Linked DNA regions of Homo sapiens: region 2 is linked to region 1. Evidence: chromatin contacts called from ENCODE Hi-C data. All regions are on one chromosome and are shown on one strand. The core of a region is the stretch at or near the end of the contact, and the rest is flanking DNA. Distances in the headings are between cores, read along the strand shown. Region 1 has its middle 23 kb from the start of SESN3. Region 2 overlaps SMCO4 (single-pass membrane protein with coiled-coil domains 4).

Region 1 (5,293 bases), core at 1,859-4,358:
TCCATCTTTTTTTTTTTTTTCTTTATGTATCTGAGTTTCTATCAGTTTGGCAAAAATACTTGGCAACATTTACTGGGATTTTTGAACATCCCACATGCAGTTCTGTGTTAGGGATTTCACAGGTATTATCCTATTTAATCCTCTTCTATAAGAGGCAGGTATGTTACTGTGCTTGATTTATTTAAAAAAAAAAGAAAGAAATAGAGGGAGGTTAAATCATCCCCACTCTTATCTTGGTTTCCGTCTCTCCCTGTAGTCTGCTGGTGTGTTGCAGAGCTGAGGTTTGAATAGGACCTGATTCCAGAGCCTGAACTCTTAATCCCACACACAATTTTGCAAAGGGCTCAAAGTCACAGAATGTCATACTGGAAGCATCCTTAGAGATCATCTAGCTTAGAACATAATATCTAGCTGTGGACCTGATTTGCTCCTACTTTCTGGGCAAAATGAATCTCCCAGAGTGAAAAATAGGTAGGGGAAATGGATGAGGTGGGAGAGGGCTGGGTGGGTTGATTCCAAGTCCCAGACTCCCAGCAGGGACTTTCATGTCTGGAATTTTGTTTTTTGCTTTTTGTTTGTTTGTTTGTTTGTTTTTGAGTCAGAGTCTTGCTCTGTCACCCAGGCTGCAGTGCAGTGGTGCCGTCTCAGCTCACCGCAACCTCCGCCTCCCGAGTTCAAGCAATTCTCAAGCCTCAGTCTCCTGAGTAGCTGGGATTACAGGCTCCTGCCACCACGCCTGGCTAATTTCTTTATATTTTTAATAGAGACAGGGTTTCATGATGTTGACCAGGCTGGTCTCGAATTCCTGACCTCAAGTGATCCACCTGCCTTGGCCTCCCAAAGTGCTAGGATTCCAGGTGTGAGTCATTGTGCCTGTCTGGGGTTTTGGAATTGGATGGTGCACACATTTTTTTTTAGCCTGCATTAATGTCTTTCTTTATCATTAAAATGTTCGTTTAATAATCATGTGAGGTTGGGGTCTAATTTCAGTTTCAACTGCCGCTAACTATGTGACCATAGGATTTTGTTGTTGTTTTTGCTCAGCATCTACTGTGCCATATTTTAAGACACACATTTCAGGCAAAACAGACAGCAGGAACAAAGGTGTGGTAGGTCCACTGAACAGGGAGCCAGAGAGCTGGATGTAGGAACTGCCCATCACTCTGGGGAGTCTATGAGACAACAATTCTGTTTTTCAGCACAACAAATTGTTTGTTACCTTCAAATAACACAGAAAGACAAAAATCAGTAAGTTTATATTTCCACAGGCAGTGAAAATGTGAAGATCTGAGTGGTGTGAAAAGAAGTCACTTTCAGAGAGAACATTTTGCTGAAATTTAGAGTGAGCTACATGTGCCTAAGTCATACACAGGAAGTAGGAGACCTGGGGGTCAAGGGGACAAAAAGCCCCACAGTGAAAAAAGGCAATTACTGGGAAAATGAGAGAAGAATGCAAAGTATACAGAAGCAGCTATGTACGTTGTGAAATACAAGTCACCACACTATGTGTTGCTGCTGTCACAAAGATCAAGATAGAAAATGCAAATATTCACCTCCATGTCTGAGTAATCTTTGCCCCCCCCATTCTTTCATTCCTTTCCTCCAACATTTTAGTCTCCTAAGCCTTTTTTGAAGGATTCTTTGTCTCATTTAAAAATAAAGATGGGTAAGGGAGTACCTGAGCAAACCAGATGTGGCAGGCTCCGTGAAGTATATCCATGTTTTCCTGCTCTGCTTATGTAAAAATAACTGAGGGAAGCTGAAATATTTTGTATGTGTATTAAAAGTTAAAGGGAAGAAGGGTTTGGAGCAATGAATGAGATGAAAGACAAAGCTGTGCCAGGAAAGATGAAAGCCAAGCAAAGGGTGGTTAATCATCCCAGTCAGAGACAAACAAGAGAAATCTAGTGTGTCCTGAGAGCTAAGGAGCCCCGCTATCCACCATGGAAATGTCTCTGACATCTAAGTTACCGAGCTGGTTACTAAGCCTGCTATTTCTGATCTGTCAAAATCATTCCATTAAAACTTAAAATAAGCCTGCAACTGGATAAGCTTATCCCTTACAGAAGCCTTATGTAATAAATGCAAATGTGCATCTGAATTATTAGGCTTCTATTTTTTTCCCTCAAAGCTGCACTTAATCAGTAAAAGCTTGTGAAAGCCTAAAGATTTCTAAAATAAATGTGTATCTAAGAGCATCTCTAACATTGTCTTGAGAGCTACCAAGAGGTTTAGAAGAAAAGGCCTTGTGTGGAGAACAAGAATTGCTGGGTTCTGGCACTGGTTTAGCTACTTAATTTGCACTGGTTCTTGCAAATCACTTAGCCTCCCAAGGTTGAAAGAGTCTATGTCTGAGTGAAAAGAGTTCAGAAACTAGGATTAAAAACCATGGGTTTGAGGCCCAGCTTCATCATGTGCAAGCTATATGGCTGGCAATGGATTTAATATTTAGGGGTTTGTTTTCTTATCTATAGAGTGGGGGAAGTAATAGTACCTCATGCATGGGACAGCTGCAAAGAACATATGAGACATTGTATATAAAAAAGTTCTTTGCGCACTGTAAAGGGCAACAGACAAGTTGGCCTTTGTCACTACTTCCCCAGTTTACCTAAGGCTTACAGAATGCTGGGAAAATAAATGAGAGGTAATAAGGCATTTTTTATAGAAAGTCCTAAAAATTACTTCACAATTCTTTGCAGCAAGTGAAGACATAGTTTAATACTGATGGTAAAGGCAAATGAACTAATCAGAAGGCCAGCCCCATCTAGGAGATGTGTAAGACATCTTCCACCTACAGTCGAAGGCAAACGATAAGGTTTTTTTCTTATTCTCTTGTATTCTAGAGGCTGTTGGGGGTTGGGTGGCTTGGAAGAGAAAGTGCCACACAATAGCATTTGCTAGATTACGGCATGGGGGTTGGGAGGGCGCTATAATTTAAGAGGCATAAGATGACTGAAGTGATCACACAAAAAAGATATCTTCCAATTCCATTTGAGCTACAATCTGATTTCGCTGTTGAGTACAACGTCCCCTTCACAAGAATCAGAAGTCAGCATCAGGGCTGTGCTGCATAAGTTTTCCACCCAGCAACAGGATGATGTCAGCAGCCAGGGAGAACGACCAATCAGCAGGCAGAATGAATCAGAGCGTGCTGGGATTTTGCTCAACTGTCTCTTAGCAAAGCAAGCTGTGCTCTGAAGTGCAGGGGTTATTTGCACTTCCTCTGCACTTGAAGCTGAGGCTGAATGGCTCTTTAGCTGAAAAGGTACCAAGGAGTGTGCAAGCAGTTAAGATGATTTGCATCCAAGCAGCCAGTCTCATAAGTCATGAGTCATATTTGTTTTCCTGAAAGTATTTTTTTGGAATAAAAAATTCAGCATTAATAAAGATTCTAAAGTCTTGATTTATATGTTGTGTCTTATAATTGCTTGAAACCTGTTTTGTTTCATGCATAGTGATGCTGGGCAGCTCTTGGCACATGAGCTACAAGTAAAGTTCAATACTGCCTCTTAGGGAGTTTGAACTTGCCTCTGATGTTTCAAGTCTTCTCTCTAATGACAAGCAGCCTGGAAATCAACAGCTGTTTCATTTCTGGGGCAAAAGTGCTAATTCTCCAATTACACTAAAGTGTGTTTTGTGTGTGCTTTAAAAATAAGTCTAAGCTGGAAGGATATGATGTGACTTGTAGACATTGTCTCATGGGTGGGAGTGGAGAGGGCTTTGTAGCATTTCTGAAAACATGAAGTTATTTCCCAAAATTTTGTCAGTTTTTCTGATCTTAGTGGGCAGTGACAGCAGTATTGGAAAAGGGTGCAATCGAAGGGTTAAACCTACCTACCCGGCATTACCTATGACATATCCCAGGTCGATTAGACCTCCCAGGCAGGTTCCTCACTGGCATTATCTGAGGACAATTTCTGTGCTATCTAAGGCCAGAAAGCAGTTTTTCCTGTGAGTGGTGAAAACACATCTTTCCAAAAGAAAATATATATCTCAGAGAGGGAGTGATTTTTCATCTTGTCTTCTTTCAGAGTCCTTGGTAGGTCTCAGGAAGCACCATGTACTGCAATTTATTAGCCCAGACCTGCTGCAACCTATCCTTCTACAGTTTGCTTCTTGGCTGAATGCCTCGTTTTCCTCATTACTGAAATGAAAAAGGGTTTACAAAGCTAGCTAATTTGAGCTAATTAGGGACGGGCTATTCTGAAATATGAAGAAGGCTGGATTTGAGAATATTCCTTAAAGAAAAGCCGACATTACATTCAAAGGTTGGTAATATGCTGGAGGAGAGAGCACAGCTTCCAGAGTTTAGGCTTCCCAGCTTTTGAATCCCAGCTCTGTGCTTCCAGCCACCTCTCCATTCCACAGGTGCAAACTGGGGTAATGCTTAGCTCCAAGGACGGTTGTGAAGATAAACAATCTCTCACCACCAAGCACAGGCAAAACACATAGTAGCTACTCAATAATTCATAGACCCTCCACCCCCTTTAAACTGGAAATAAACAACTTGTTGGCTGATAGAAATCCCAGAGGGACCTGCTTTCACAAATACTGTAGGATTTGTAATTAGCATGTAAAAAGACTGCTTCCAGCCCTTGAAAGCATGTTGTCCTTTAAAGGCTCTTAGGCAGACTCAAGAAGCCTTGTTTGCCCTCTAGCATTAATTTGCTTAGCAAATTCTCACTGCTAGGGCAAAATTAAATTTCAGTTTAGGCTCTGTTTGATTGACCACAAACTCTAAATGAAGGTGGCTTTAGTGTGATCTAACTTTCACTTGTTTGGGATCCTTGAGATTAATGCAATGGGCCTTCGAGTGATTCTATAAGGCCCTGGCACTCTTTACGAGAAAGACGTAAATATGAAGTATCTGAAGCAATGCTGTTATCACCATTCCCTTTCCTTAGCTTAACATCCCTCAAGGGGTGCTTCTGGTGCCCAGAGAAGTTTAGAAAAGCTTTTGACAGAGCAGAGCAGACTAGGAGTCTGTACAGAGGTGAAAGCCCTGGGAAGGTATGAGGTTATAGCAGCTGTAGAACCCAGAGACTTCTGGAGGAAGTCGGGTAGGGGATGTATTTCCTGGGTGAGGGCAAATCAGCTATTTTGGATTCTTTGGTTCCTCATTAGTCAGAAATCAAGAAGACTACAGAAATGGCAACATTCTGCTGTTGCTACTGGTCCTTTCTCCTGAGGAATGCATTTGCTGACTAAGACATAACTTCGTAGATTCGCTGTCCACTCACGGCTTAGTTTATTGCAACACAGAGAAGGTCTCTTTCTTCCCGGTGTGCAGAAA
Region 2 (5,293 bases), core at 1,231-3,730, 1.7 Mb before region 1:
GTTCAAATCCTGCCTCTGAAGCTGACTAGCTCTGTGACTTTGGGCAGGTAGCTTTGTTTCTGTAAGTCTCAGCGTCCTCATTTATCACATAAGGGGTTCCAAAAAAAAATCTCTCAGGGGATGTGGTTAAGGCCACAAAACTATACACTTAAAAATAGTTGAAAAGGCAATTTTTTTCCTTGAGACATGGTCTCACTGTCACCCAGGCTGGAGTGCAGGGACATGATCACAGCTCACTGCAACTTCAGCTTCTTGGGCTCAAGCGACCTTCCCAACTCAGCCTCTTAAGTAGCTGGGACTACAGGCACACACCACCACGCATAACTAATTTTTTAAAAATTTTTTTGTAGAGATGGGGTCTCACTATATTGTCCAGGCTGGTCTCCAACTCCTAGGCTCAAGTGATCCTCCTGCCTCAGTCTCCCAAAGGGCTGGGATTATAGGCATGAGACACCACAACCAGCCTAAAAAAGCAATTTTTACGTATATTTCACCACAATAACAAAAATTAGGTTAATATTTGTTTGCTTTTAAGAAACAGGATGGGTTTTGCTATGTAGCCCTCAAACTCCTGGGTTCAGGTGATCTTCCCAACTCAGCCTCCTGAGTAGCTGGGCCTATAGGTACAAGTCACCACACCCAGTATATTTTGTTTTTTTAAAATAGGAATGTCATAGGTTCACAGTGAGAATTAAATAAGATACTGTAATGGCAAGTTCTTACATTGTCTGGCACATACTAAATCCTAATAAATAATAATTAATTATCATTAATAATTTTAATAGTTATAAAGACAGTACATGCTCATTGTAAAAAAAATGCTTAAAAAGCCCTCCTATAATATGAAAATCCAGAGATGACCACTAAAATAAAGTACTTTATGGTCTTTTTCCTACACATAGATATTTCTTAACAAATTTGGAATGTAATTGATATAAAATTTTGTAGTTATGATCCATTCTTTTCTGCCTTACTTATAAATACAAAAACTTCTCACAACATCATCCAGAAATAAAAAGCCTTTGTTCAAGGAAAGGATAAAAAGTTGTGTGAAACTTGAGAAAAGAACAAGGAGATCAGGTTGAGCAACTGGAGACACCCGCCTCCAGAGCCAGAATGGAGATTTAGCCAAATCCTCCACCACCTGCTCGTCTCTGCCTCCAAGTTGGCCCAGAAAGCAAGAACTCTGGGGGTCTGGCCAGACAGGCCATCAGGGAGCACCAGGGCTGAAGCATGTTGAGTTCTGGGGAAGCCCTGTATTTATCAGGCTGGCTGGGATAAAAAGTTCATGTTCCCTGTGCCTAAACCGGCTCTACCTTCCAGGAGCTCGCACTGTGACCAGGGAGACAGTGCAAGGGGCTGCCCAGAGTGGGTGGAGAGGTGAAGGGAGACCCCCATGCCAATCATTTCATCCAACCCTCTAGATTAAAGATGAGAGAACTGAGGCCCAGGGAGGCAAGTAACTTATCGAAGGCAGCAGTGATGAAATCAGAACTTAATGTTCCAGTACCAATCTGGATACCAGAAGACCAACTTCTCAGGGTTCTAAGTGAAATCACAGCATGCCGCCTACTCAGAGCCCAGCAAAGATGCCAGGGCCCACATCCAATACATCCTGTCCATCAACAAGTACGTATTTACTAGATGTTGGGGGCATGTCAGCAGAGACAAAAGCCACCCCTGGGCATAGGACAAGGAGGCTGTCTTATGGGAGGGGAACACGTGGAGCCCTGTCTGGCTCCCACTCGTGGGCAAGGCCTTTCTGTTCTAACTATAACAAGGAAGCAAAGCCTGCCTCCACAGATTCTGAAGGAACACTACCTGAGTCAAAACTTCCTGTAGCACTCTGGCAGAGAAAGGCTGTGCAATTTAAAAGGCAGTTCCTCTAAGGAAGCTCTTTTGATGTGCTAAGGAAAGAACACCCTAAAAATAACTTCTGGAATTACACACTCACAAAACACATTTGTAACACTCACTTTTCTAGCTAGGAATCATCTTCACAACTTTCATTTTGGATGGGTGTGTTTTGTTTGGGAGGAAGGAGGGGCCCCAAAGGCAACTCCTGAAACACTACGGAAGAGCAGCTGCTCCTGGCACTGGAGAATTCTATTTTCATCTCCACTTACACATAATTATCTTCTAAAGCGATGCTCCCCAGAGGGGTCACAATGACATCGGCCTCCCAGATAACCTCCCCAAGCAGGCTGCTTCTGGCACTATCTTGGTAAGTGGAGGCAGGAGAGTCTGAAATCAGGCCCCCGCACAGCCCAGAGAGAGTCTGAAATCAGGCCCCCATATAGCCCACTTCCCCCGAGCCCTCATTACACAAGGGCCAGGCCCCTTCCTTTGGAGGCAAAAAGGAAATTAAATGTCAACCAAATAAGGATATTTCCCTTTAACTCCAAGGCCAAGGAATCTGAAGTAGTGATTCCCCCAGTAACTGGGCAAACTGAACCGACGACACAGGCCACAGACCAGCAGGCCAGGCCCGCTGAGGGCCAGCCTCCGCCTGGAGTTCCTTCTTCTTTTTAATGACCAATACTCAGATTGCAGGCTGAAGTGTTTTTATGACAAATAAGAACAACAATGTGTGAACACTTTGTAGGCCAGTAACAAGGCTGGCAGCAGAGGGCCCTGGGCCCACGTACCAAGACCACACAGCCATCTACTCACTGTCTCCAAAGGTCCTCTTGGATGTTCCTCCCTGTCCCACATTTTCAAGGCCAAATGTGGCCTGCTGACCAGGAGAGCTGACTCAACTCTTTTCACAGCATAGTGATTTTATACACAGAAGAATCCTGGAAGCCCAGAAGAATCCACATAGCTTGCACACTGACCTTGGCATTTTCTAAATCTACCCAGGTTAAAGACCACCTGAATGGCAGGCATGGCGTTCACCAGGCAGGCCCAAGGCTGAAGGGGTCGTGGGGGGAAGAGCCCACCAGTTCACACGTGTGAGGCCCTGCAGCTCACAGCAGGGCAGCTAAGCACACAGTTTCCTAGCAATTCCTGCCACCACAGCCTTGTCTGTTTGCTCTCTCTTCTTCGTGTTTGTGGTTTATGTGTGGGTGGGTGGGTAGGTGAAAAGCATACAGAAAGGAAAGGGTGGTGGATCAAGGGTCAGTACAGCACTAACATTTTTTAAAAACCTGCCTAGAAACAGCTGCTGCAAAATATCTAGGCACACACACAGCTCAGCTACATCCATCTGAACTTAGAAAAGTCCTCAATGAGCTGGCCCACACTACCTGCTTTCATTCATGCTCACAGGCACAACAGTGGCTCCCATCTTACTAGAACAAAGGCCACAGTCCACGCAAAGAAGGACCTCTTGATCCTCATCCTCTTCTTTACTCCCAACCTCTCCCTTTCCTCCCCTGACACAATGGACTCAAATTGTACTGTCCCTACACTTCAGGGCCTCTGCCTGTGCTGTCCCCTTCACACAGAATCCTCTTCCTCCACACAGCAGCTCCTCCCTCTCTCCCCCTTCTCCAGCCCCAAGTGCACACATTCCTTCTCAGCAAAGCCCTCCTTGACCACCTCACCTTCCCCTCTGCTGCGGGACTCTTCCACTTTTTCAGCAGTCACCAATATCTCACATACCACCTGGACAGAACAGAGTCCCAAAAAACTCATGTCCACCTGGAACCTCAGAATATGAGCTTATTTAGAAATAGGGTCTTTGCAGATATAATATTTTAAGATGAGTGTGATGGTTAATTTCATGTGTCAACTTGACTGGGCCATGGGTGCCCAGACTTTTGGCCAAAGATTATTCCTTGTATGTCTGTGAGGATGTTTTCTGGATACAATTAACATTTGAATGGGTAGACTGAATAAAGCAGAATGCCTTCCCTCATCTGGGTGGACTTCATCTAATCAAATGAAGATCTGAACAGAACAAACAGCCTGAGTAAGAGGGAATTCCTCTTGCAGTGTATGTAAGCTTGAGCTGGGACATTGGTCTTTTCTGCCTTTGGACTGACCTGAACTGAGAAACTGGCTCTTCCTGGGTCTCAAGCCTGCTGGCTTTTGGACTAGAACTTACACCATTGGCTCTTCTGGAACTCAAGGTCTCAGTACCTGGATTGGAACTGACACCATTGGCTCTCCTGGGTCTCAAGGCCTCAGTACTTGGATTGGAACTTACACCATTGGCTCTCTGGGGTCTCAAACTTGCTGACTGCAGCTCTTAGGACTTCTTAACCTTCATAAACATGTGAGCCAACACCTTATAATGAATCTCTTTATATACATACACATAACCCTATTGGTTCTGTTTCTCTGCAGAACTCTAACACAATGAGGTCATACTGATGCATAGTAATGTGCAGACAGGTAACACTAATTAATATATTGTACACTTAAAAATGGTTAAGATGGTAAATTTTATGGGGTTTTTTGCCACAGTTTTAAAAAAAGGCAGTTGTGAAAGGAAAATAAATCTTGGGGCCCCCAAATCACTAAGCTAAAGGGAAAAGTCAAGCTGGGAACTGCTTAGGCAAACCTGCCTCCCTTTCTTTTCAAAGTCGCCCCTCTGCTCCCTGAGATAAATGCATATCTGCTTGCTTCCTTTGGAGAGGCTAATCAGAAACTCAGAAGAATGCAACCATTTGTCTCTTATCTACCTATAAGCTGGAAGCCCCTGCCCCATTTCGAGTTGTCCCACCTTTCTGGACCAAATCAATGTTCATCTTACATACACTGATTGTCTCATATCTCCCTAAAATGTATAAAACCAAGCTGTGCTCAGACCCCCTTGGGCACATGTCATCAGGACCTTCTGAGGCTGTGTCACAGGTGCATGTCACAGGCGCATGTCAAAATAAACTCCCTAAACTGATTGAGACCTGTCTCAGATATTCAGAGTTCACACAGTCATACTAGAATAGGGTGGGCCCTAATCCAATGACTAGTGTCCTTATAAGAAAACAGAGACACACACCGTAATGGTTAATTTTAGATGTCAACTTGACTGAACTAAAAGATATCCAGATAGCTAGTAAAGTACTACATCATCTGGGTGTTTCCAGAACAGACTGGTATTTGAATCAGGCAACTGAGTAAGAAAGACTTGCACCAGCACATCCTGCCCCCAAACCCCCAGGTTCTCAGGTCTTCAACCTCAAACTGAGACTTACACCATCAGCTTTCCTAGTTCTGAGGCTTTTAGACTTGGACGGAGTCCCGCTGCCAGCCTTCCTTGTTCTCCAGCCTGCAGACACCCTGTCACAGGCCTTCTCAGCCTCCAAAGTCATGTGAGCCAATTCCCCTAATAAATCCCCTCTCA

Evidence for each region. A loop is a pair of places that touch in the nucleus more often than their neighbours do. Pooled maps may share reads with other maps.
Region 2: a map of GM12878 shows a loop between it and region 1 (7-fold over the local background). The contact joins two enhancer-like sites. A Hi-C loop is called at or near these places in 1 of 168 maps with a recorded cell type or tissue (GM12878), 1 of 37 single-sample maps with no recorded cell type and 3 of 50 pooled maps.

The regions. Positions count from the first base shown.
Region 1 is chr11:95,251,348-95,256,640 of GRCh38, forward strand. No RefSeq gene overlaps it. Among named protein-coding and RNA genes, the nearest start is that of SESN3, 23 kb to the left of the region's middle. RefSeq lists an enhancer at 2,752-3,141. Within about 2 kb of position 3,109, at least 25 of the 41 ENCODE cell types and tissues checked have a DNase peak (open chromatin) inside an H3K27ac peak, as active enhancers do.
Region 2 is chr11:93,527,296-93,532,588 of GRCh38, forward strand. All of the region lies in intron 1 of SMCO4 (single-pass membrane protein with coiled-coil domains 4), which reads right to left. Among named protein-coding and RNA genes, the nearest start is that of SMCO4, 13 kb to the right of the region's middle. RefSeq lists an enhancer at 33-82. Within about 2 kb of position 2,481, at least 21 of the 41 ENCODE cell types and tissues checked have a DNase peak (open chromatin) inside an H3K27ac peak, as active enhancers do.